Linked DNA regions of Homo sapiens: region 1 is linked to region 2. A link is an interaction called in ENCODE POLR2A ChIA-PET data of the cell type or tissue named here. Cell type or tissue: CD4-positive, alpha-beta T cell. All regions are shown on one strand. Links, peaks and the distances in the headings refer to the core of each region. The heading gives the core; the rest is flanking DNA. Region 1 overlaps SAMHD1 (SAM and HD domain containing deoxynucleoside triphosphate triphosphohydrolase 1). Region 2 overlaps RBL1 (RB transcriptional corepressor like 1).

Region 1 (12,157 bases), core at 3,731-11,730, 85 kb before region 2:
AGGCTGGTGTTGAACTCCTGGGCTCAAAGCTATCCTCCTGCCTTAGCCTCCCAAACTGTTGGGATTACAGGTGTAAGCCACTGTGTCCAGTCTAAAAACTAACTTTCTTTTTTTGAGACAAGTTCTCACTCTGTTACCTACGTTGGAGTGCAGTAGCACGATCACAGCTCATTGCAGCCTCGACCTCCCAGGCTCAAGCAATCCTGCCACCCCACCATGCCTGGCTAATTTTTAAATTTTTTTGTAGAGACGGGGTTTCACCATGTTGTCCAGGCTGGTCTTGAACTCCTGGGCTCAAGCGATCTGCCCACCTTGGCCTCCCAAAATGTTGATATTACAACCATGAGCCACTGTGCCTGGTCAAAACTTACTTTCTAATGATTCAGAAAAAAAATATCTATATATAAAGAGAGAGTATTTTATTTATTTTTTGACACAGTGTCTCACTCTGTCACCCAGGCTGGAGTGCAGTGGCGTGATTTCAGCTCACTGCAAGCTCCGCCTCCTGGGTTCACGCCATTCTCCTGCCTCAGCCTCCTGAGTAGCTGGGACTACAGGTGCCTGCCACCACACCCAGCCAATTTTTTTGTATTTTTAGTAGAGACGGGATTTCACCGTTAGCCAGGATGGTCTCAATCTTCTGACCTTGTGATCCGCCCACCTTGGCCTCCCAAAGTGCTCAGATTACAGGCGCGAGCCACCACGCCTGGCCAAGAGAGAGTATTTTAAAAAATAAAAATGAGGTGGATCACTTGACCCTGGGAGGCAGAGGTTGCAGTGAGCTTAGATGACATCACTGAGCTCCTGCCCGGGTGACAGGGCAAGACCCTCTCTCAAAAACAATAAAATAAAAATAAATAAATAAATAAATAAAGTAAGGGATTTTCAAAATAGTAGTTTTAAATATATCAATGCCAACTGTGAATATACTAGCAAACAGAAAAAATTAAGTTTCATAAAGCTAGCACAGACCATAATAACAACTAAAATTATAAGGAACTTAGGAGTAAGTATAACAAAGATGTATGACTTTCATGGCAAGCCTAGGCAACATAGTAAGACTCCATCTCTACAAATAAATACCCAGGTGTGACGGTGCAGGCCTGTGGCCCCAGCTACTTGGGAGGCTGAGATGGAAGGATCGCTTGAGTCTGGAGGTCAAGACCAGCCTGGGCAACATAGTAAGACTCTGTTCTCCACAGAAAGGAAAAAATAAAAACATAAATCTTATTATAAAGTATGTCAACCTAAAAGGAAGGAGCTGAGAAATATTTAATATAGAGAGTTTATTTGGGCCAAGGTTGAGGACACATTTACAAATTGCCTTGGGGAATGCTTGGGGAGAACAAAAGAGGCTCAAGTTTTTAAACAAAAAAGGACTGGCCAGGTGTGGTGGCTTAGGCCTGTAATCTCAGCACTTTAGGAGGCCAAGCGGGGCAGATAGCTTGAGCTCGGGAGTTGAGACCAGTCTGGGTAACAAAGTGAGGCCCACTCCCTCTACAAAAAATATAAAAAATTAGCTGGGCATGGTAGTGTGTGCCTGTAGTCCCAGCTACTCTGGAGGATGAAGTGGGAGAATTGCTTGAGCCTTGGAAGTCGAGGTTGCAGTAAGCCATGTTTGCACCACTGCACTCCACCCTGGGTGACAAAGCAAGATCCTGTTGAGGGGAGGGGAGGGGAAAGGAGGGAAGGGGGAAGGGGAAAGAAAAGGAAGGGAAAGAAGGGAAGGAAGGGAAAGAAAGGAAGGAAAGGAAGGAAGGAAGGGAAAAAGAGAAAGAATGAGAAAGAAAGAAAGTGAGAAAGAGAAAAAGAGAGACAGAGACAGAAGGGAGAGAAAAGAAAAAAAAAGAAAAGAGCATAAATCAGGAGGAGGAGGTGATCACAAAGAGGAGGTGATAACAAAAGTTGTTAGTCAGGAATGTTCACTGGCTTACAGAAATAACATTAGTTAGTGATTGGCTACATATTATGAAGTACAGGATATATGGCATTTTATGGTTACCTGGCATCCCACATAACAGCTGGCTTCAAGAGATAATAATTATTTAGCTCAAGGGGGCGTGACATGATTGCTGTTCTATTTCAATGCCTCTCTGGGCCTGATAATGTAAAGGGGCTCATATTTCTCAGATAAAAATTTCTTTTCTTCTTTTTTTTTCTTCCCCAAGTAACAAGTGTGGAAACAGAACAGAATGCAGAATGATTCATCATATATGGGAAGTTAATAAATGTTGGGGTTGGTATTACAGTCAGTGGGGATAGGATGAACTATTAAAAAATTAGATTTCTCGGCCGGGCACGGTGGCTCACGTCTGTAATCCCAGCGCTTTGGGAGGCCGATGTGGGTGGATCATGAGATCAGGAGTTCGAGACCAGCCTAACCAACATGGTGAAAGCCATCTCTACTAAAAATACAAAAGTCAGCCAGGTGTGGTAGCACATGCCTGTAATCCCAGCTATTCAGGAGGCTGAGGCAGGAGACTCGCTTGAACCCAGGAGGTGGAGGTTGCAGTGAGCCAAGATCGCACCACTGCACTCCAGCCTGGGCAACAGAGTGAGACTCCATCTCAAAAAAAAAAAAAAAGAAAAAAAAAGATTTCTCCCATATACTTACACAAAAATAAATTGTACACGAGCTAAGGATTTAAATGTGAAAGGCAAAATGCTTAAAGGAATAGATTTGGTAATGATTGAGAAGATCCTATTAGATCAACTGCAGAAGAAAACAACTATAAGCTCTGGACAACTCCCTGAAGGTCCTGGAGAGAGACCAAAACCAAGTGGATGTTAGACCTCAATACTTAGAAGGGAGAGGTGCTGGGTGACATTCCGGTTTTATGGTTTTTTGCCTAAGGGCAGGCCCCAGGACAGAAAAACTGGTGAGAAACTACCCATTTTACTGGCTTGCAGAACCAGAGTACTTCATCAAAATTGAAAACGTCTGTTTTTCAAAAGGCACCATGAAAAAATGAATTGGCCAAGCCAGACACTGGGGAAAAATATTCACAATACATATACCTAACCATATATATACATAAAGAATTCCTACAACTCAGTAATCAAAGAGCAAGCAATCAAACTTTTTAAACGAGTAAAATGTTGAGAGTTCTTTGCAGAAGAAGATATATCAATAACAAAGTACAAAGTACAGGAAATAGTATTCAACATACATTAGAAAATCAAACCATGAAATACCATTTGACACTCATTAGAAGGGCTAATTTGAAAGGTCAAATGTTGATGAGGCTGTAAAACAACTGGAACTCCAGTATGTTGCTGATGGGAGTGTAAAATGGTACAACCGCATTGGAAAACTCTGGTAGTTTCTTATAGAATTAAATACATATCTACCATATGACCCAGCAATTCTAGCTCCTCGGTATTTACCTAAGTGAAATGAAAATGTATTTCTTTATTTTATCTATTTTTATTTTTATAAAATAATGTATTTCTGCTGAATGTATTTCTTGTTTTAAAAATGTAATTAACTTTCCACACTACAACAACATAGAAAATGTATTTCTACCAAAATCTTGTACGATAATATGCACGACAACCTTATTTATAACAACCAAAACCTGAAAACAATCCAAATTCCAACAAAACAAGAAAGGGTAAACAAATTGTGACTTATTTGCATAATGCCACACTACGTAGGCGATAAAAAAAAGGATCAACTACTGAGGCACATAACATGAACAAATCTCAAAACCATTATGTTGAGTAAATAAAGCAAGGCATAAAATAGGACCTCCTATATGATTCTGCTTAATCAAGTCTAAGAACAACAAAATTCATTTATGTTTGTAAAAATCAGAAGGTGATGGTGGGGTGAGGGGGAGTGAGAATTGACTAGGAAAAAGCACATGGGAATTTTTCAGGAAGATGAAAATGTTCTATATCCTGACTGGGTAATAGTCATATGGATGTATACGCCTGTCAAAACTCACTGAACTTAAGATCTGGACAACTTATTGTATGTGAACTATACCTCAAAAAAAGAGAGAGAGAAAAAAAAAGTGGTTGACATGTAAGAAGTTTTCAATATATATTAATATCCTTTTTCTATTCCCGTTCCAGAAATACAGTGTAGTAAAAACCAACCTAATTTTACTTCTCAAAAATTGATTCCAAAATATGGGACAGCCACCTGCAAATGCCTAATTTTAAAATGATTCATTTAATATATATGACTTGGCTGGTAAGTTAGTTCGTGGTCATACCAAATGTGTCAAAACTGGAGTTGGCCTTTTATTATACAGTAGTACAATGGAGCAGAAGGAGTATTAAACTGGCAACTGGTTTTGTATTGCTGATTCCAGTATTTAACGGCTTTGTGATTTTTGATGCATCAATACACATCCAAGAGTTTCAAGTTCCTTTATTTGTAAAAAGGGAGATAACGATAACTTCCTTACAGACTACTGTGAGAACCAAACAAAAGCATATATATATATATGTGAATGAAAGCACCCTGGACACTGTAATGGGGAAGTATTTTATAACACAGTAGTGGAACCAAACAGATAAATTAACTAAATAACCTGCTTAAATAGTCTTTCTTTTTATTGACTATTGACTGTATGAATACATACCGTCCATTTCACCTCCGGGCGAGCAAGTGGAATAAATCGTCCATCAAACATGTGAGAAAATGGCCCATGACCTTAAAAACAAAAGCAGCCTTAGAACAAGAAAAACATCTGTAAACCAACAAAAACTTTTTCCTTTTTTTTTTTTTTTTTTTTGAGACGGAGTTTCGCTCTTGTTGCCCAGGCTGGAGTGTAGTGGTACAATCTTGGCTCAACACAATCTCCGCCCCCTGGGTTCAAGCGATTCTCCTGCCTCAGGCTACCGAGTAGCTGGGATTACAGGCGTGTGCAACCACATCCAGCTAATTTTGTATTTTTAGTAGAGATGGAGTTTCTCTACGTTGGTCAGGCTGGTCTCGAACTCCCGACCTCAGGTGATCCGCCCGTCTCAGCCTCCCAAAGTGCTGGGATTACAGGCGTGAGCCACCACACTCAGCCAAACTGAATTCTTTAATCTTTTTAGTTTAACTTGAATAGCAAAAGAAATTAATAATCTAAAAATACAATCACAAAAAGGGACAAACCCTTTCTTCCTATTTCTAAAACAGGAGAACAGGAAGCAGAAACATGGAAAAGTAAGCTCTCCATCGAGCAGTCTCCAGTCACCAGGTTTTACATAAATCTGATAAAAGGGCAGTTTTTGTTGTTTTTTGAAGAGACAGAGTCTTGCTATGTTGTTCAGGCTGGAGTGCAGTGGCTATTCACAAGCATGATCATTATGCACTGCAGCCTTGGACTCCTGACCTCAAGTCATCCTCCTGCCTCAGCCACCTGAATAGCTGGGACTACAAGCATGCACCACCACACAGGGCTTGATAAATGGACAATTCTGTGTAACTAAAAAGAATGTTAATGCCAAAAACTTTTTGAAATCTTCAGATTGAAAATATCTGGATTAAAATAGCAGTTTCAAGAAAATCCACTAGGGCCAGGTGTGGTGGCTCATGCCTGTAATCCCAGCACTTTGGGAGGCTGAGGTGGGTGGATCACTTTGAGTCAGGAGTTCGAGACCAGCCCGGCCAACATGGTAAAAACCCTGTCTCTACTAAAAATACAAAAAATTAGCCGGGCTTGGTGGCGGGCACCTGTAGTCCCAGCTACTCGGGAGGCTGAGACAGGAGAATGGCGTGAACCTGGGAAGCGGAGCTTGCAGTGAGCCAAGATCACACCACTACACCCCAGCCTGGGTGACAGAGCAAGACTCCATCTCAAAAGAAAAAAAAAGGGGCTGGGCGCGGTGGCTCATGCCTGTAATCCCAGCACTTTGGGAGGCCGAGGCGGGTAGATCACGAGGTCAGGAGTTCAAGACAAGCCTGGCTAAGATGGTGAAACCCTGTTTCTACTAAAAATACAAAAATTAGGCGGGTGTGGTGGCAGGCGCCTGTAATACTACCTACTCAGGAGGCTGAGGCAGGAGAATCGCTTGAACCCGGGAGGCGGAGGTTGCAGTGAGCCGAGATTGCGCCACTGCACTCCAGCCTGGGCAACAGAGCGAGATTCTGTCTCGGGAAAAAAAAAAAAGAAAATCCACTGGGGTGCAGGAAGAAAAAATTAGAATTTCTCTTATAACTCTCAAGCTTAAAAAAATCTATCTTTGGCCGGGTGTGGTGGCTCATGCCTGTAATCTCAGCACTTTGGGAGGCTGAGGCGGGTGGATCACCTGAGGTCAGGAGTTTGAGACCAGCCTGACCAATATGGTGAAACCTCATCTCTACTAAAACTATAATAATTAGCTGGGCATGGTGGCATGTGCCTGTAGTCCCAGCTACTTGGGAGGCTGAGGCAGGAGAATGGCTTGAACCTGGGAGGTGGAGGTTGTGGTGAGCCAAGATCGTACCATTGCACTCCAGCCTGGGCAACAGAGCGAGACTCCATCTGAAAAAAAAAAAAAAAGAAGTGAGCCACTTAACTGGAGAGGGAAGTCTACCTAGACTAGCCTTGGCCCTGCTTTGCAAGTCACAGGCTACACATAAAGGCTCGCTAATGCAGTGCTCAGGCTCCTGGGGACTGGCAAAGGTTTCCCAATGATTCTCCCTCAAAATACCAAGAATCCATCAAATTTATCATCTAGGGGCTGGTATTGGTTCTTTGTAAGTCTCCGGGGGACATAAAAAGAGTGCCTACTTGCTTTAAGTATCTGGCTATCCAAACAGTGGCATGCACCTCCCTTCCCCTGCCCTGAGGGTACACACAAACTCTCAGAGTCCCTGAATAAGTAGGAATAAACTATAAGGATAGAGGTAAAAACCCCCATGATTTAAAAGGAACAGTCCCGGCCCAACGTGGTGACTTATGCCTGTATTCCCAACACTTTGGGAGGCCAAGGGAGGTGAATCACTTGAGGTCAGGAGTTCGAGACCAGTTTCAACAACATGATGAAACTGCATCTCTACTAAAAATAGAAAAAAATTAGCCAGGCGCTACTCGGGAGGCTGAGGCAGAAGAATCACTTGAACCCAGGAGGCGGAGGTTGCAGTGAGCCAAGATAGTGCCAACTGCACTCCAATCTGTGTGACAGAGCAAGACTCCATCTCAAAAATAAAAAAATAAATGGGACAGTCCCCTTTCTCTTTGTCACAGGAAAAGGATTATATTCTTTTGCTTGGATTAAAGTGGCCTAAGACCTCACATGGATCAGAAAAGACAAGGAGTTCTCTAAATGTGTTAATCCACTTGGGCAGATTAGAGATTATAAATATGAAAAAAAATGGATTTCACCAAATAACCGAAGGAAAAATGGTGATTTTATTTGATAAGAAGGACAAGGCCAGGCGCGGTGGCTTACACCTGTAATCCCAGCTCTCAGGGAGGAGAGGCGGGAGGATAGCTTGAGCCTAGGAGTTCGAGACCTGCCTGGGCAATATAGCGAGATCCTGTTCTCCACAAAAAGGAAGAAAAAAAAAGACCAAAAAAAAAAAAAAAAATAAGCATAAGAAGGATAAAAGAAAAATAAAATTCACATATCATCCTAAAAGCAGTAGTAAGAAAAACTCACTAGCAAAAAGCCCTTTCATATAACCTGTAGTAAACATGATGGCCGGGCACGGTGGCTCATGCCTGTAATCCCAGCACTTTGGGAGGCTGAGGCTGGTGGATCACCTGAGGTCAGGAGTTCGAGACCAGCCTGGCCAACATGGTGAAACCCCGTCTCTGCTAAAAATACAAAAATTAGCTGGATATGGTGGTGCATGCCTGTAATCCCAGCTACTCGGGAGGCTGAGGCACGAGAATTGCTTGAAACCAGGAAGCGGAGGTTGCAGTGAACCGATAATGAGCCACTCACTCCAGCGTGGGCAACAGAGCAAAACTCTGTCTCAAAAAAAAAACAACAACAAAAAAACCACTTTAGCAAAGATGTTTAACATGAGAAATTCACTGAAAGTTGCCAAGAAAATAAAATAGCAATGTTTTCTACTTATGAATCATTCTAGGAAGAAGCAACAGTACATTTATACTAACATCAACTGAAGAATTAAAATACAATTTCCATATTCTCTTGGTTGATCTGATTTTTTAACGTCAAAGAGAGGTAACATATGTTATGATTTTACATAACAACTTTGTCTCTTTGTACAGCTTACCGAGATCATGACAAAGTCCAGCAATCTGAACACAGAGAACATCTCGTTCACTTATCTGCAGCTCTGGTTGTTTTTCACCCAGTGCGTGAACTAGACATCCTGCTAGATACCCCACCCTGCAGAGCAAAAACACAAAAAGTCACTTTTCTGTTTGCAAGAGGAGTGATAGTTCTGGTCCTCAAGAACTTCAGTATGTTTCCTTAAACATTCTAACATACCTTTAGGGCAACTTTACTGAACAGTATATTTCAGAACTAGGCAGGAACACACACAAACGGAATCCCAAAAGCAGGACCTCTGGCTCAATATCACCAATCATTAGAGGAATGCACATCAAAACCACAGTGAGATACCACTTCACACCCCTTAGGATAGCTACTATTAAAAAAAGAAAACCAGAAAATAACAAGTGTTGGACATGATGTGAAGAAGTTGGAAGCCTGTGCACTGTTAGTGGGGATGTATTATGGTGTAGCTGCCATGGAAAACAGTATGGGTGCTCCACAAAAATTAAAAACGGAATTACCACAGTGATTTAGCAATTTCACTTCTGGGTATACACCCACAATAACGAAAGTAGGTCTTGAAAAGATTGGCTGGGCTCAGGGGCTCACGCCTGTAATCCCAGCACTTTGGGAGGCTGAGGCGGGCAGATCACTTGAGGTCAGGGGTTCGAGACCAGCCTGGCCAACATGTTGAAGCCCCATCTCTACTAAAAAATACAAAAATTAGCTCAGCATGGTGGCAGGTACCTGTAATCCCAGCTATTTGGGAGGCTGAGGCAGGAGAATTGCTTGAACCCAAGAGGTACAGGTTGCAGTGAGCCGAGATCTTGCCATTGCACTCCAGCCTGGGCAACAGAGCAAGATTCCGTCCCCACCACCCTCCCCCCAAAAAAAGAAAGAGAATATATTTGTACAGACATGTTCATAGCAGCACTACTCAAAATAGCCAAGAGGTAAAAGCAACAGGTATCCATCAACAAATGAATGTATAAACAAAATGTGGTAGATACATATGATAAAATATTATTCAACCTTAAAAAGGAAATAAAAAATAATTTAAAAATAAAAAATAAAAAATAAAAAAGGAAAGAAATACTGACACATGCTACAACATAGATGAACTTTGAGGAAATTATGCTAAGTGAAATAAGCCAGTGACAAAAAGACAAATATTATATGATTTCACTAAGATGAGGTACCTAGAGTAGCCAAATTCATAAACAAAAAAAAGAGGGCCGGGTGCGGTGGCTTATGCCTGTAATCCCAGCACTTTGGGAGGCTGAGGTGGGCAGATCACCTGAGGTCGGGAGTTCAAGAACAGCCTGGCCAATGTGGTGAAACTCCATCTCTACTAAAAATACAAAATTAGCTGGGCGTGGTGGCAGGTGCCAGCTACTTGGAAGGCTGTAATCCCAGCTACTTGGAAGGCTGAGGCAGCTACTTGGAAGGCTGCTTGGAAGGCTGTAATCCCAGCTACTTGGAAGGCTGAGGCAGGAGAATCACTTGAACCGAGGAGGCGGAGGTTGTGGTGAGCCGAGATTGCGCCATTGCACTCCAGCCTGGGCAACAAGAGCGAAACTCCGTCTCCAAAAAAAAAAAAAAAAAAAAAGTAGAATGGTAGTTACTAGGGGGTTGCGGGGGGTTGCGGGGGGAGACATGAAGAGTTGTTTAATACGTATACAGTTTCGTGTTTTTTTTTTTTTTTTTTTGAGATGGAGTCTCGCTGTGTTGCCCAGGCTGGAGTGCACTGGCCTGATCTCAGCTCACTGCAACCTCAGGAGTAGCTGGGATTACAGGTACACTCCACCATGCCCGGCTGGTTTTGTATTTTTAGTAGAGACGGGGTTTCGCCATGTTGCCCAGGCTGATCTTGAACTCCTGACCTCAGGTGATCCACTGGCCTCAGCCTCCCAAAGTGCTGGGATTCCAGGTGTGAGCCACTGCACCCGGCAAGTTTGGTTTTGTAAGATGATAAGAGTTTTGGCAAGTTTGGTTTTGTAAGATGATAAGAGTTTTGGCAAGTTTGGTTTTGTAAGATGATAAGAGTTTTGGCAATCGATTGGTTGCACAATGTGAATGCATTTAACCCTACTAAACTGTACACTTAAAAAACACTTAAGACTATGTATTTTCTATTCTGTGTATTTTACCACAGTTTTTTTTTAAAGTAGGAATATCTGGCTTTGTAATGTTTACAACATAATTGGAGATGAAGTACTTAAATGCACTTCCAGCACTTCCATCTGAGCCATTCCTAAATTCTTTTCCCCTGAACTCTGAGCTACATGAGGACAGAGGCGATTGTTATCTTTTTGTGGTTTGGTAGGGCTTAGTAAGGTTCGATAAATATTTGTTGATGAATGAACATTTGAGTATAGACACATGTTGTGCCTAACTAAAAATGCTTCTACACAAACAGAAAACCAAAGTAATATACTGTGAGTACTTCATGAAAATCTCAAAGACTGTCTATTCTTCCCTGTCCACTTCCTCCTGGCTCTACACTGCATAATGGAAATGCAGACCAACGTCTCAGCTTAGTTGTATGTAACAGAGGCATCGCCTTCTCTAAGATTATGAATGCTTTTTTAACTTACGCATTTCCTGACAGGTAAGAAAATGATCTGGTTTGAAAGAGCAACTCTGTACCAGAGTAAATAGAGAATACAGAAAAATTAAATAATCAAATATACATAATTAGTTGTATCAGCAACCGACCCATTAGCTTTTATTTATTTATTTATTTATTTTGAGACTGATTCTCACTCTGTCACCCAGGCTGGAGTGCAATGGTGCTATCTCAGTTCACTGCAACCTTGGCCTCCCGGGTTCAAGCTATTCTCCTGCCTCAGCCTCCCAAGTAGCTGCAGCGTGCGCCACCACGCCTTGCTAATTTTTGTATTTTTACTAGAGACGGGGTTTCACCATGTTGCTCAGGCTGGTCTCGAACTCATGATCTCAAGTGATCCGCCTGCCCCGGCCTCCCAAAGTGCTGAGATTGGCCGGGCACGGTGGCTCATGCCTGTAATCTCAGCATTTTGAGAGGCCGAGGCGGGCGGATCACGAGGTCAAGAAATCAAGACCACCCTGGCCAACGTGGTGAAACCCTGTCTCTACTAAAAAATACAAAAATTAGCCAGGCGTGGTGGTGGGCACCTGTAATCCCAGCTACTTGGGAGACTGAGGCAGGAGAATCACTTGAACCCTGGAGGCAGAGGTTGCAGTGAGCTGAGATCGTGCCATTGCACTCCAGCCTGGGCGACGGAGTGAGACTCCATCTCAAAAAAAAAAAAAGTGCTGGGATTACAGGTGTGAGCCACCACACCCAGCCCCTGTTAGCTTTTAATTAATATTTAAAAACAAATCCAACTGACCTGTCTATAGATACTTTCATTATTTTTCCAGGAAAGATCTGAGGTGGTTAAGAATACATAAAATAAATAAATTGCAACAAGGTAAATAAAAAGCCTCAATTTTGGGGCTGGGCACAGTGGCTCATACCTGTAATCCCAGTACTTTGGGAGGCCGAGGCAGGTGGCTCACAAGGTCAGGAGATCAAGACCAGCCTGGCCAAGATGGTGAAACCCCGTCTCTACTAAAATTACTAAAATTAGCCGGGTGTGGTGGTGGGCGCCTGTAATCCCAGCTGCTCAGGAGGCTGAGGTACAGAACTGCTTGAACCTGGGAGGTCGAAGTTGCAGTGAGCCAAGATTACGCCACTGCACTCCAGCCTAGTGAAAGAGACTCTGTCTCAAAAAAAAAAAAAAAAAAAAAAAAAAAGCCTCAATTTTCTCATCAATAAAATAAGGACATTATCATCATTTTGTAAAACTATTTATTCTCTAAAAGATTAAGACAACTATTTCTTTTTTTTCCTGTTTTCTTTTTCTTTCTTTTTTTTTTTTTTTTTGAGATGGGGTTTTGCTCTTGTTGCCTAGGCTGGAGTGCGATGGTGCAATCTCAGCTCACTGCAACCACC
Region 2 (12,157 bases), core at 2,054-10,053:
GAGAAGTACTGCAGTTGGGGAAAAAAAATAACTCTCATGTTCACTTTAATTCCATACTTCCCCAGTTTTTTGTGTATAGTCTCTCTTCCCCCAAAACACTTTTTTTTTTTTTGAGACGGAGTCTTGCTCTGTCACCCAGCCTGGAGTGCAGTGGTGCAATCTCGGCTCACTGCAGTCTCTGCCCGCTGGGATCCAGCGACTCTCCTGCCTCAGCCTCCTGGGTAGCTGGGATTACAGAAGCATGCCACCACGTCTGGCTAATTTTTGTATTTTCAGTAGAGATGGTGTTTCGCCAGCTGGAAAGGCTGGTCTCGAACTCCTGACCTCAGGTGATCTGCCCGCCTTGGCCTCCCAAAGTGCTGGGATTACAGGCGTGAGCCACTGCGCCTGGACCCCCCAAAACACTTATACTACCATTCTGGGAAACACTGTTTCAAAGGATACTGGCTTGTTAACAGCTCTTCTAGGTTATTCTCATTATATGGATCAATTAAAATTATTTTTTTGTTTTGTTTTTATGAAAGGTTCTTGATCCTCTTGCCTCAGTCTCCCGAGTAGCTGGGACTACAGGTGCACGCTGCCACACCGAGCTAATTTTTTTTTACTTTTTGTAGAGACAGGGTCTCCCTATGTTTTCTAGGCTGGTCTCTAACTCCTGGGCTCAAGTGATCCTCCCACCTTGGCCTCTCAAAGTGCTGGGATTACAGACATGAGCGAACACGCCTGGTCTAAAATTATTTAATGTCCTCCTTAGATTAGAAATTTCTTGAGACAGAGACTATAGTGTCTCTATATTTCTGTGTCATTCCAATTCCAGCTGTTAATACTAACATAAGGTAAGGAGCTATACTTTACTTGAATGAACCAAACATTTAAAATTGTGGGAGGCTGGGTGTGGTGAAACCCTGTCTCTATAAAAATTTTTTTAAAAATTAAAGAAATTTAAAAACTAGGTGTGGTGGCATGCACCTTTAGCCCTAGCTACTTGGGAGGCTGAGATGACAGGATCGCTTGAACCCAGGAAATCAAGGTTGCAGTGAGCTATGATTGCCCCATTACATTCCAGCCTGGGCAACAGAGCAAGATCTCATCTCTAAAATTAAAAAAAAACTGAAGAAAAAAAAGACATTTAAAAAAACATACTTGGCCGGGTATGGTGGCTCATGCCTGTAATTCCAGCACTTTGGGAGGCTGAGGTGGGAGGATCACTTGAGCCCAAGAGTTCAAGACCAGTCTGGGCAACACAGTGAGACCCCATCTCGGTCTCCCAAAGTGCTGGGATTACAGGTGTGAGCCACCATGTCCGGCCAGAAATGGGTTTTTACTGATGAAAATAGTGAATGTTTATTAAGTGTGACTAATGCTAAAAAAGCCATACTCATTAATACAATAAATTTGATATTGCTTATAAATAATAGCTATTACTAAGGCCTTACTATGAACAAGCCCTGTATTAAATATTATATATATGCATATATGTATACATAGTTGTGTATTGCATAATGATGGGTTATCTTCTCAGAAATGCATTGTTGAAATGATTTTGTCATGAGAATACTATAGAATATACTTACACAAACCTAGATTGTATGGCCAACTACACACCTAGGCTGGATGGTATAGTATATTGCTCCTAAGGTACAAACCTGTACAGCATGTTACTGTATTGAATACCACAGGCAATTGTATCACAATGGCAAGTATTTGTGCATCTAAATATATCTAAACATAGAAAAGGTACAGTAAAAATACAGCACTATAATCTTATAGGACCACTGTTGTATGTGTGGACCATCACGGACTCAAACATCATTATATGGCACATGACTATGTGTGTGTGTGTGTGTGTGTGTGTGTGTCCACACATACATACATATACATATAATTATCTTTTTTATTTTTAGAGACAAGATCTTGCTCTATCACCCAGGCTGAAGTGCAGTGGTGCAATCATAGTGCACTCCAATCTCAAATTCCTGGATTCAAGTGATCTTCCTGCCTCAGCCTCCCAAGTAGTTGGGACTACAGGTGTGAGCCACCATGCCCAGCTAATTTTTTATTTTCATTTTTTGCAGACAGGGGTCTTGCTGTGTTGCTCATGCTGGTCTTTAATTTCCGGGCTCAAGGGATCCTCCTGCCTCAGCCTTCCAAAGTGCTGGGATTACAGGCATGAGCCACAACACTCAGCCTAAATATAATTCTTTTTAATCCTTAAAACAAGTTTCTAAGGAAGCAATGTAAAGTTTTCAATTAACTACAATACACTTGAGTACAGTGTTATGTTTGTGTTACTTAGGTTAAGCTATAACCTGGGTCTCACAAGTATTCTAATCAAGACTGCCACTCTGGAGCAGTCTGCTAACATGACATTGAAGAATTCACAGCCCATGAGGAGTGAGCTGGTGTTTTAATCAGGAAATTCATTCTCCACTCCAACAGTTTCTGCTAGGCATATCTCAGTCAATGACCAATGCTTTGCTCATTAACATACTCAAGGTCAGAATTTTTTTTTTTTTTTTTTTGAGAAAGAGTCTTGCTCTGTTGCCTAGGCTGGAGTGCAGTGGCACAATCTCAGCTCACTGCAACCTCAGCCCCCAGGGTTCAAGCAATTCTCTTGCCTCAGCCTCCGAAGTGGCAGGGATTACAAGTGCTTACCACCATGCCTGGCTAATTTTTGTATTTTTAGTAAAGATGGGGTTTCACCATGTCGGCAAGACTGGTCTCAAACTCCTGACCTCAAGTGATCTGCCCGCCTCGGTCTCCCAAAGTGCTGGGATTACAGGTGTGAGCCACCATGTACAGCCAGAAATGGGTTTTTACTGATGAAAATAATGAATGTTTATTAAGTGTGACTAATGCTAAAAATGAGCTCATGTTCAGGAAATCAAAAGTATTTAAGATAAGCAGATTGGTTAAAATATTTGACTCCCTCTCCCACTCCCTCTCCCCACGGTCTCCCTCTCCCTCTCTTTCCACGGTCTCCCTCTGATGCCGAGCCGAAGCTGGACTGTACTGCTGCCATCTCGGCTCACTGCAACCTCCCTGCCTCAGCCTGCCCAGTGCCTGCGATTGCAGGCGCGCGCTGTCACGCCTGACTGGTTTTCGTATTTTTTTGGTGGAGACGGGGTTTCGCTGTGTTGGCTGGGCCGGTCTCCAGCTCCTAACCGCGAGTGATCCGCCAGCCTCGGCCTGCCGAGGTGCCGGGATTGCAGACGGAGTCTGGTTCACTCAGTGCTCAATGGTGCCCAGGCTGGAGTGCAGTGGCGTGATCTCGGCTCGCTACAACCTCCACCTCCCAGCCGCCTGGCCTTGGCCTCCCAAAGTGCCGAGATTGCAGCCTCTGCCCGGCCGCCACCCCGTCTGGGAAGTGAGGAGCGTCTCTGCCTGGCCGCCCATCGTCTGGGATGTGAGGAGCCCCTCTGCCTGGCTGCCCAGTCTGGAAAATGAGGAGCATCTCTGCCCGGCCGCCATCCCATCTAGGAAGTGAGGAGCGCCTCTTCCCGGCCGCCATCCCATCTACGAAGTGAGGAGCGTCTCTGCCCGGCCGCCCATCGTCTGAGATGTGGGGAGCGCCTCTGCCCCGCCGCCCCGTCTGGGATGTGAGGAGCGCCTCTACCCGGCCGCGACCCCGTCTGGGAGGTGAGGAGCGTCTCTGCCCAGCCGCCCCGTCTGAGAAGTGAGGAGCCCCTCCGCCCAGCAGCCACCCCGTCTGGGAAGTGAGGAGCGTCTCCGCCCGGCAGCCACCCCGTCCGGGAGGGAGGTGGGGGTCAACCCCCGCCAGGCCAGCCGCCCCGTCCGGGAGGGAGGTGGGGGGGTCAGCCCCCCGCCTGGCCAGCCACCCAGTCCGGGAGGGAGGTGGGGGGGTCAGCCCCCTGCCCGGCCAGCCACCCCGTCAGGGAGGTGAGGGGCGCCTCTGCCTGGCCGCCCCTACTGGGAAGTGAGGAGCCCCTCTGCCCGGCCAGCCGCCCCGTCCGGGAGGGAGGTGGGGGGTTCAGCCCCCCCGCCAGCCAGCCGCCCCGTCCGGGAGGGAGGTGGGGGGGTCAGCCCCCCGCCCGGCCAGTCACCCCGTTGGGGAGGTGAGGGGCGCCTCTGCCCTGCTGCCCCTACCGGGAAGTGAGGAGCCCCTCTGCCCGGCCACCACCCCGTCTGGGAGGTGTACCCAACAGCTCATTGAGAACAGGCCATGATGAGAATGGCGGTTTTGTGGAATAGAAAGGGGGGAAAGGTGGGGAAAAGATTTGAGAAATCGGATGGTTGCCGTGTCTGTGTAGAAAGAGGTAGACATGGGAGACTTCTCATTTTGTTCTGTACTAAGAAAAATTATTCTGCCTTGGGATCCTGTTGATCTGTGACCTTACCCCCAACCCTGTGCTCTCTGAAACATGTGCTGTGTCCACTCAGGGTTAAATGGATTAAGGGCGGTGCAAGATGTGCTTTGTTAAACAGATGCTTGAAGGCAGCATGCTCGTTAAAAGTCATCACCACTCCCTAATCTCAAGTACCCCGGGACACAAACACTGCGGAAGGCCGCAGGGTCCTCTGCCTAGGAAAACCAGAGACCTTTGTTCACTTGTTTATCTGCTGACCTTCCCTCCACTATTGTCCTATGACCCTGCCAAATCTCCCTCTGCGAGAAACACCCAAGAATGATCAATAAAAAAAAAAAAAAAAAAAATTTGAGACACTACCCTCAATAGCCATGAAAGGGATGAAAGATCCAGTGAAGTCTCTCAGCTTTACTCTTAGGGATAATAATGTTAAGGCTAAAAGCTCTGAGAAGTCCTGTGTCCAGCCCTGAATTCTGATCCACGGTATTTGCTTGATGGTAGCCTTAAGGTTGACTGAATCCTGCATCTGAAATCTTGGCACCTGTTCTTGAGCAAATCTTTTCTATGGGTGCTGGTCAGACATAGAACTGGGATATATGAACTTACTGCATAGGATATATAAATTGTGTGTGTGCTTTTTAAACAGTAATTATTTTACAACTCATAATGAATTTGTTTATAGAACCAGAACTGTTTTTCCCAAGTTGGTGTTCTTTGGTGTGTCCAAATCTGGGTCATAGCATCTAACCATAGCTCTAAGAACTGGAAGGTGACTTATCTGAATATAGACTTGTCTGACTGTATATCCTCCTACATAACTTTCTCTCTTTTTTTTTTTTTTTTTTGAGACAGGGTCTTGCTCTGTCTGGAGTACAGCGGCAAGATCATGGCTCACTGCAGCCTTGACATCCTGGGCTCAAGCCAACCTCCCAATTCAGCCTCCTGAGTAGCTTGGACTACAGAAGCCCACCACCATGTGTGGCTATTTTAAAAAATTTTTTGTAGCAATAGGCTGTCACTATGTTACCCACAATGGTCTTGAACTCCTGGGTTCAAGCCACCCTCCTGGCTTGGCCTCCCAAAGTGCTGGGATTGTAGATGTAAGCCACTGTGTTCTCTCTTTTTGAGTGCCAGAATTCCTGAGTTCATTATCACTGGATATTCTCCCTGCCCTGTGCCACCACCACTGTACAGGATCTGTAACAATGGTTGTTTGCTTACTTGCTAATAAATATATCTAGTTAATAACCGTATGTAAGGCAGTGTGCGGTGACTCACGCCTGTAATCCCAGCACTTTGGGAGGCCAAGGCAGATGGATCACTTGAACCCAGGAGTTCAAGACTGGCCTTGGCAACATGGTGAAACCCCATCTCTACAAAAAATATAAAAATTAGCCAGGACGTGGCTGAGTCGAGAATCACTCGGGCCTGGGAGGTCAAGGCTGCAGTGAGCTGTGACTGTGCCACTGTACTCCAGCCTGGGTGACAGAGCAAGACATGGTCTCAAAACAAACAAACAAAAGGTCAGGTGCAGTGGCTGACGCCTGTAATCCCAGCACTTTGGGAGGCCAAGGCGGGTGGAATACCTGAGATCAGGAGTTCAAGACCAGCCTGGCCAACATAGCAAAACCCCATCTCTACTAAAAATACAAAAATTAGCTGGGCCTGGTGGCAGGTGCCTGTAATCCCAGCTACTCGGGAGGCTGAGGCAGGAGAATCACTTGAACCTGGGAGGCGGAGGTTGCAGTGAGCCGAGATCGCACCATTGCACTCCAGCCTGGGCAACAAGAGTGAGACTGTATCTCAAAAAAAAAAAAAAAAAAAAGAAAGAAAGAAAGAAATTGTGTAGCAGAATTTGATCTGAAACCTATATATACAGGAAGTGGCAAACTCTCAGTCACCCAAGTTTCTTTGGCAGATACTTATCAAAAAGAAAACAAAACAGAAAACGACATCGTCTATTATCTTTTGCTTACTTCTACTCTCTGGAACTTCACTGCTCTTGTAGCTCAGATACTTGCTAGCAGTTAGTTTCTCATAGAAAAAACACAAAACAGGCAAGTGATCCACAGCTTTCTAGCTAACCTCTGATGTCTGGTTTTGTAGGAACAGAAAAACCACCCTGGATAGGTAAGCAACATGTATAACAAATATAGAAAATGGCTTTTTTTGTTGTTGTTTTTTTTTTTTGAGATGGAGTCTCACTCTGTCGCCCAGGGTAGAGTGCAGTGGCGCGATCTCCGCTCACTGCAAGCTCCACCTCCTGGGCTCATGCCCTTCTCCTACCTCAGCCTCTGGAGCAGCTGGGACTACAGGCGCCCGCCACCACGCCCGGAGAATTTTTTGTATTTTTAGTGGAGACGAGGTTTCACCGTGTTAGCCAGGATGGTCTGGATCTCCTGACCTCATGATCCACCTGCCTCGGCCTCCCAAAGTGCTGGGATTACAGGCGTGAGCCACCGCACCCGGGCTTGTTTGTTTTTTTGAGATAGAGTCTAGCTCTGTCGCCCAGACTGGAGTGCAGTGGCAGGATCTTGGCTCACTGCAACCTCTGCCGCCCAAGTTCAAGTGATTCTCCTGCCTCAGCCTCCTGAGTAGCTGGGATTACAGGTGTCTGCCACTGCACCTGGTAATTTTTGTAGTTTTAGTAGAGACGGGTTTCACCATCTTGGCCAGGCTGGTCTTGAACTCCTGATTTTGTGATCCACCCGCCTCGGCCTCCCAAAGTACTGGATTACAGGCGTGAGCCACCGTGCCCAGCGGTTTTTTTTTTTTTTTTTTTTTCTTGAGATGGAGTCTCACGCTGTCACCCAGGCTGGAGTGCAGTGGTGTGATCTTGGCTCACTGCAACCTCTGCCTCCTGGGTTCAAGCAATTCTTGTGCCTCAGCCTCCTAAGTAGCTGGGATTACAGGTGCTCACCACCATGCCCAGCTAATTTTTGTATTTTTAGTAGAGACAAGGTTTCGCCATGTTGGCCAGGCTGGTCTCGAACTCCTGACCTCAGATGATCCACCCACCTTGGCCTCCCAAAGTGCTGGGATTACAGGTGTGAGCCACCACACCCGGCTAGGGTTACTGTCTTATATACTCCTCGTTGCCTTGAAAAGGCTCCAGAATAATACACTTATGTAAAAAGAATTGAGTTTGGCCTATTATCCTCAAACGGAGTCAGATTCTAGGACATTATTAAAAGATCTTTTTGGTGAATGAAATCTTAAAAGTTTATATCCCAGTGGACACCATAATGATTATGGATATTTTTATAATTTAAAAATTTGCTTTAATTCATCAGATTTTCTCTTAAGAATTTATCCTAAGGATGTGGCCTAAAGATTAAGCTACAAATGATGCTCATCACAGAGCTGTGCATAATTAGAAGCAACCTGGCCAGGCATGGTGGCTTACACCTGTCATCCCAGCACTTTGGGAGGCCATGGTAGGGAGACTGCTTGAGCCCAGGAGTTGGAGACCAGCCTGGGCAACATGGCAAAATCCCACCTCTACAAAAAATTAGTTGGGTGTGGCACAAGACTGAGATGAAAGGAGCACCGGAGGTCAGGGCTGCAGTGAGCCATGATTGTGCCACTGCATGCCTGCCTGGGTAACAGAGTAAGATCCTGTCTCAGAAAAGAAAAGAAAAGAAAAAATAAAAGAGAAAGGAGGGCAGGGGAGGGGGAGAGGAGGGGGATGGGGATGGGAAGAAGAGAGGAAAGGAGAGGAGAGGAGAGGGGAGAGGAGAGAAGACGAGACGAGACGAGACAAGACGAGACAAGAAAAGGAGAAATGACCTAAATGTCTCACACTGTGGCATTAAAGAAATCACAGTACCTAGGCTTAGCACAGTGGCTCATGCCTGTAATCCTAGTACTTTGGGAGGCCAAGGTGGGCGGATCACTTGAGCTCACGATTTCGAGACCAGCCTGAGCAAACATGGCAAAATCCCGTCTCTACAAAAAATATAAAAATTCGCCAGGGTGATGGTGCATGCCTGCAGTTCCAGCTACTCGGGAGGCTGAGGTGGAAGGATTGATTGAGCCTGGGATGTCCATGCTGCAGTGAGTCATGATCATACCACTGCACTTCAGTGTAGGTGACAGAACAAAACCCTATCTCAAAAAAAAAAAATCATAGTATATACACATGTATATATTACATACACCTGAAATACATGGAAAGATGAGACAAGGGAAAGGAGGTAGGCAGAAGAGGTGTATGAATACTAACCATTTGATTTTTCTTTCTTTGAAAAAAAAAGATTACTAGTGCCTGAAGTCTTAGCATGATGGTGGCAAGAGGGTGCAGTCTTGCCTGTGGTAGCAGAATTACCTATAAGTAATACTTATATGAACAGGACATTTTCTTGTGTGTGTGTGTGTGTGTGTGTGTGTGTGTGACAGAGTCTCACTTTGCCGCCAGGCTGGAGTGCAGTGGCGTGATCTCAGCTCACTGCAACCTCCGCCTCCTGGTTTCAAGCGATTCTCCTGCCTCAGGCTCCTGAGTAGCTGGGACTACAGGCGTATACCACCACACCTAGCTAATTTTTGTATTTTTTTTTTAAGTAGAGATGGGGTTTCACCATGTTGGCCAGGATGGCCTTGATCTCTTGAACTCGTGATCCACCCGCCTTGGCCTCCCAAAGTGCTGGAATTACAGGTGTGAGCCACCATGCCCAGCCGGGACATTTTCTTAACAGACTCCTCGGGAAGATTACTGTCAGCTACCTTGTTTTCCCTGTCATTCAGATTTTAGAATTTTATTAAGTCTCTTTTACGTGTTTCATTAACATGTATAAGTAGACTAGAAAACTTCTTCCAAAACACAATTAACAGGGGACAAATTAATGGTTTCAATAAACTATACCAGCACATTCTAATCTCAAACTTATTTGTTTTCAAAACATATGCATTGTCCACCTCACCTCCTTATGATTCACATTTCCATGTTGTCTGACACCCACTGTATTATGTACAGTGTGATCCAATGTGTTTTACATATAATATGTTAAATTGGATAACTTACCACAATCTATCATTTCAAAGTCATCATTTATATTTTTATTATATGCCACAACTTCTCTTGGAATACTTTTCAGCAGAACACTTCTATATACCTACATGCCAGAGGGGAAGAAAAGGACAGCTCAGTCACAGAGGTACAGGTTAAACAAAATCAAAGTGAGAAGAGCAAAATATCAAACCAATTAAAAACTATTTGTCTGTATAAGTGATACTCAAGGGTAAAATGTTATTAGCTCTAGTAAGTATAGATTATAACACATACCATAAAAGAGGGGATACTGGAGAAGAGCCTACCATCTAAGATGGGCTTAGTTTATAAAACAGAAGAAATAGCAACTAAAGACTGATGATCAGGTTTTACTAAATGAAAGCAACTTTAAAGACCTGAATTTGGTCAGGTGCAGTGGCTCACACCTGTAATCCCAGCACTTTGGGAGGCTGAGGTGGGTGGATCACTTGAGGCCAGGCGTTCAAGACCAGCTGGCCAACATGGTGAAAGCCCATCTCTACTAAAAATACAAAAATTATCTGGGTGTGGTAGCGCACAGTTGTAATTCCAGCTACTAGGGAGGCTGAGGCAGAACTGCTTGAACTCAGTGGGTGGAGGTTGCATTGAGCTGAGATCGCACCACTGCACTCCAGCCTGGACAACAGAGCAAGACTCTGCTCAAATACAAAACAAAATAAAACAAACAAACAAAAAACAAAAGACCTGAATTAATTCCTCCTTCTTCTTAATTCCTTACACAACAATCAATTGGTCTTTTTTTTCTTTTTTTTTTTAGAGACAGGGTCTCACTCTATGGCTCAGACTGGAGTGCAGTGGCACAATCATGGCTCACTGTAGCCTTGACCTCCTGGGCTCAGGCAATCTGTCTGCCTTGGCCTCCTTAACTGGTGGGATTACAGGCGTGAGCCACTGCGCCTGGACCAGAGTCATTTGTTCTTAATGCAGCTTGTTTTTCTGCCCCCAGCCCATTCCCATCTCCTTTCAGATGGCCACATGAAAATCTTTTCCCTTCCCTGCCCCTAAACTATTTCTCACCTCTGAGATAGCTGGAAAGGCATGATCCATTCCCCCTTGTACTGTATTATAGGTTACTGGTATTAAGAAGATATTCAGGGAACCATGGCTTGGCCCATTCTTGACTCACACTAACCTCACCTTAATGATCTTCAAGGACAATCTAGAGCTTTCTAGGCTCTGTTCCTGAGGGATTTTCCTGAAGAAGCCCAGAAACTCTTAGCTTATCACAGGATATAACAAATACCTGTACTTGGTTCTTCAAATGTCTCTATATTGCTTGCTATAATGTATTTTAGGGCTTAAACAAAGCTCTCTTAGAAGGGGATATAACTACTAATACTGAGGCCACATCTCTATTTTGGTCTGCAGTCTAGGCCACTACCTCTCTCTTTCTGTCTACAATTTCCAGGGCCAGAGAAGAGGCCATTATGCTTCCTAAGAGCAGAGCAACTAGGTTCTTGAATGATCAAACCCTTAAGGTAATTTACTTGTGTTCTTCAGGTACAATAATAACAACAATATGACATGAACATTCATTAAATGCTTATTGTGTGCCAGTCCACTCTGCTACCATGACTGAAAGGTTTCATGGAATTTTCACCACGGTCAGAACAATATAATCAGAAATGTTTAACATCTATTCAAAGATGCAAACATTAGGATGCTTAGCAGATGGCAAAAGAAGCTGTAGTTAGGTTAATGAATCCTCAAATTTCACTGGGTTTAAATATCATTAAAAAATAAAGTCATATAATTAAAGAATATTATTATTATTATACATAACTTTTTTTTTTTTTTTTTTGAGACAGAGTCTCGCTCTGTCGGCCAGGCTGGAGTGCAGTGGAATGCTCTTGGCTCACCGCAACCTCTGCCTCCTGGGCTCAATCAATTCTCCTGCCTCAGCCTCCCGAGTAGCAGGGATTATAGGCGTGTGACACCACGCCTGGCTAATTTTTGTATTTTTAGTAGAGACAGGGTTTTACCATATTGGCCAGGCTGGTCTCGAACTCCTGACCTCAGGTAATCCACCTGCCTCCACCTCCCAAAGTGCTGGGATTACAGGCGTGAGACACCGCACCCAGCCATTATACATATCTTTCATTAAATGAACAAATGGAATGGCAGAACTTATGAGAAGTATATGAAAGTATATGGATGAGTCGGAAACAGTCAGACTTCCTGGCTTCTATTGAAACTGTCCTTCAATGAAATTATCTCTTGAGTTTAATGTTATCCATTAAAACAGAAAATCTGAAGTATATTAAAACTATAAAATAAGTTTACCTTTTATATAACTTGTCAGTGGAAAAGAGTAAATCTATTTTTGGACAGTAGGAAAAATAATGTAACTCACGTGACTATTAGCTTGGGGCTGATTCCTATAACTTTTCATAATTTCTTGAAAAGTTCTTTCTTCTTTTGTTACCTAAGGAAAATAAAAACCGCATTTATCAACTGCTTTTTGAAAGAAAAATGGCTCTGAACAAAACTTCAATTATAAGTTGGCACTGAGAGCAACCTTGCAGAAAACCATTAACCCCAGGCCAGTCCATGACTAAAAACCACTAACATTTATGATTTTTTCTACCTTTAAAGTTCAGGCTTTGTGGCCTGTGGGGACTCACTTAATAGTTTCATTAATCAAAAAGCAGTGAAACTGCTATGGTGTGACTCTACTGAAAATCCATTTCTTTATATAAAAAAAGATATAAGAAAACTCAGATCTGTTTAATTCCCTGCAGTCTCCAGTTTTATTAATTTTTAAGTACTTACTTAAAAGTAA

Evidence for each region. Peaks named below come from ENCODE experiments on the same cell type or tissue, not always from the same donor. Only the 100,000 strongest peaks of a DNase experiment are listed, where the experiment ranks them.
Region 1: POLR2A ChIA-PET joins it to region 2 with 10 read pairs; 10 of 35 experiments call an interaction of 5 or more read pairs at or near these places.

Annotation. Positions count from the first base shown.
Region 1 is chr20:36,922,587-36,934,743 of GRCh38, forward strand. SAMHD1 (SAM and HD domain containing deoxynucleoside triphosphate triphosphohydrolase 1) reads right to left here. Exons shown (of 16, transcript NM_015474.4): 5 at 8,174-8,289; 6 at 4,596-4,666. Among named protein-coding and RNA genes, the nearest start is that of SAMHD1, 23 kb to the right of the region's middle. In CD4-positive, alpha-beta T cell, for the core only: no CTCF peak of the experiment used is centred there; a DNase peak (open chromatin) is centred at 8,245; H3K4me3 peaks cover 445 bases; H3K27ac peaks cover 3,142 bases.
Region 2 is chr20:37,008,931-37,021,087 of GRCh38, forward strand. It overlaps RBL1 (RB transcriptional corepressor like 1), which reads right to left. Exons shown (of 22, transcript NM_002895.5): 18 at 11,729-11,800; 19 at 9,349-9,439. Among named protein-coding and RNA genes, the nearest start is that of SAMHD1, 63 kb to the left of the region's middle. RefSeq lists an enhancer at 2,842-3,783. In CD4-positive, alpha-beta T cell, for the core only: no CTCF peak of the experiment used is centred there; a DNase peak (open chromatin) is centred at 6,401; H3K4me3 peaks cover 1,068 bases; H3K27ac peaks cover 3,525 bases.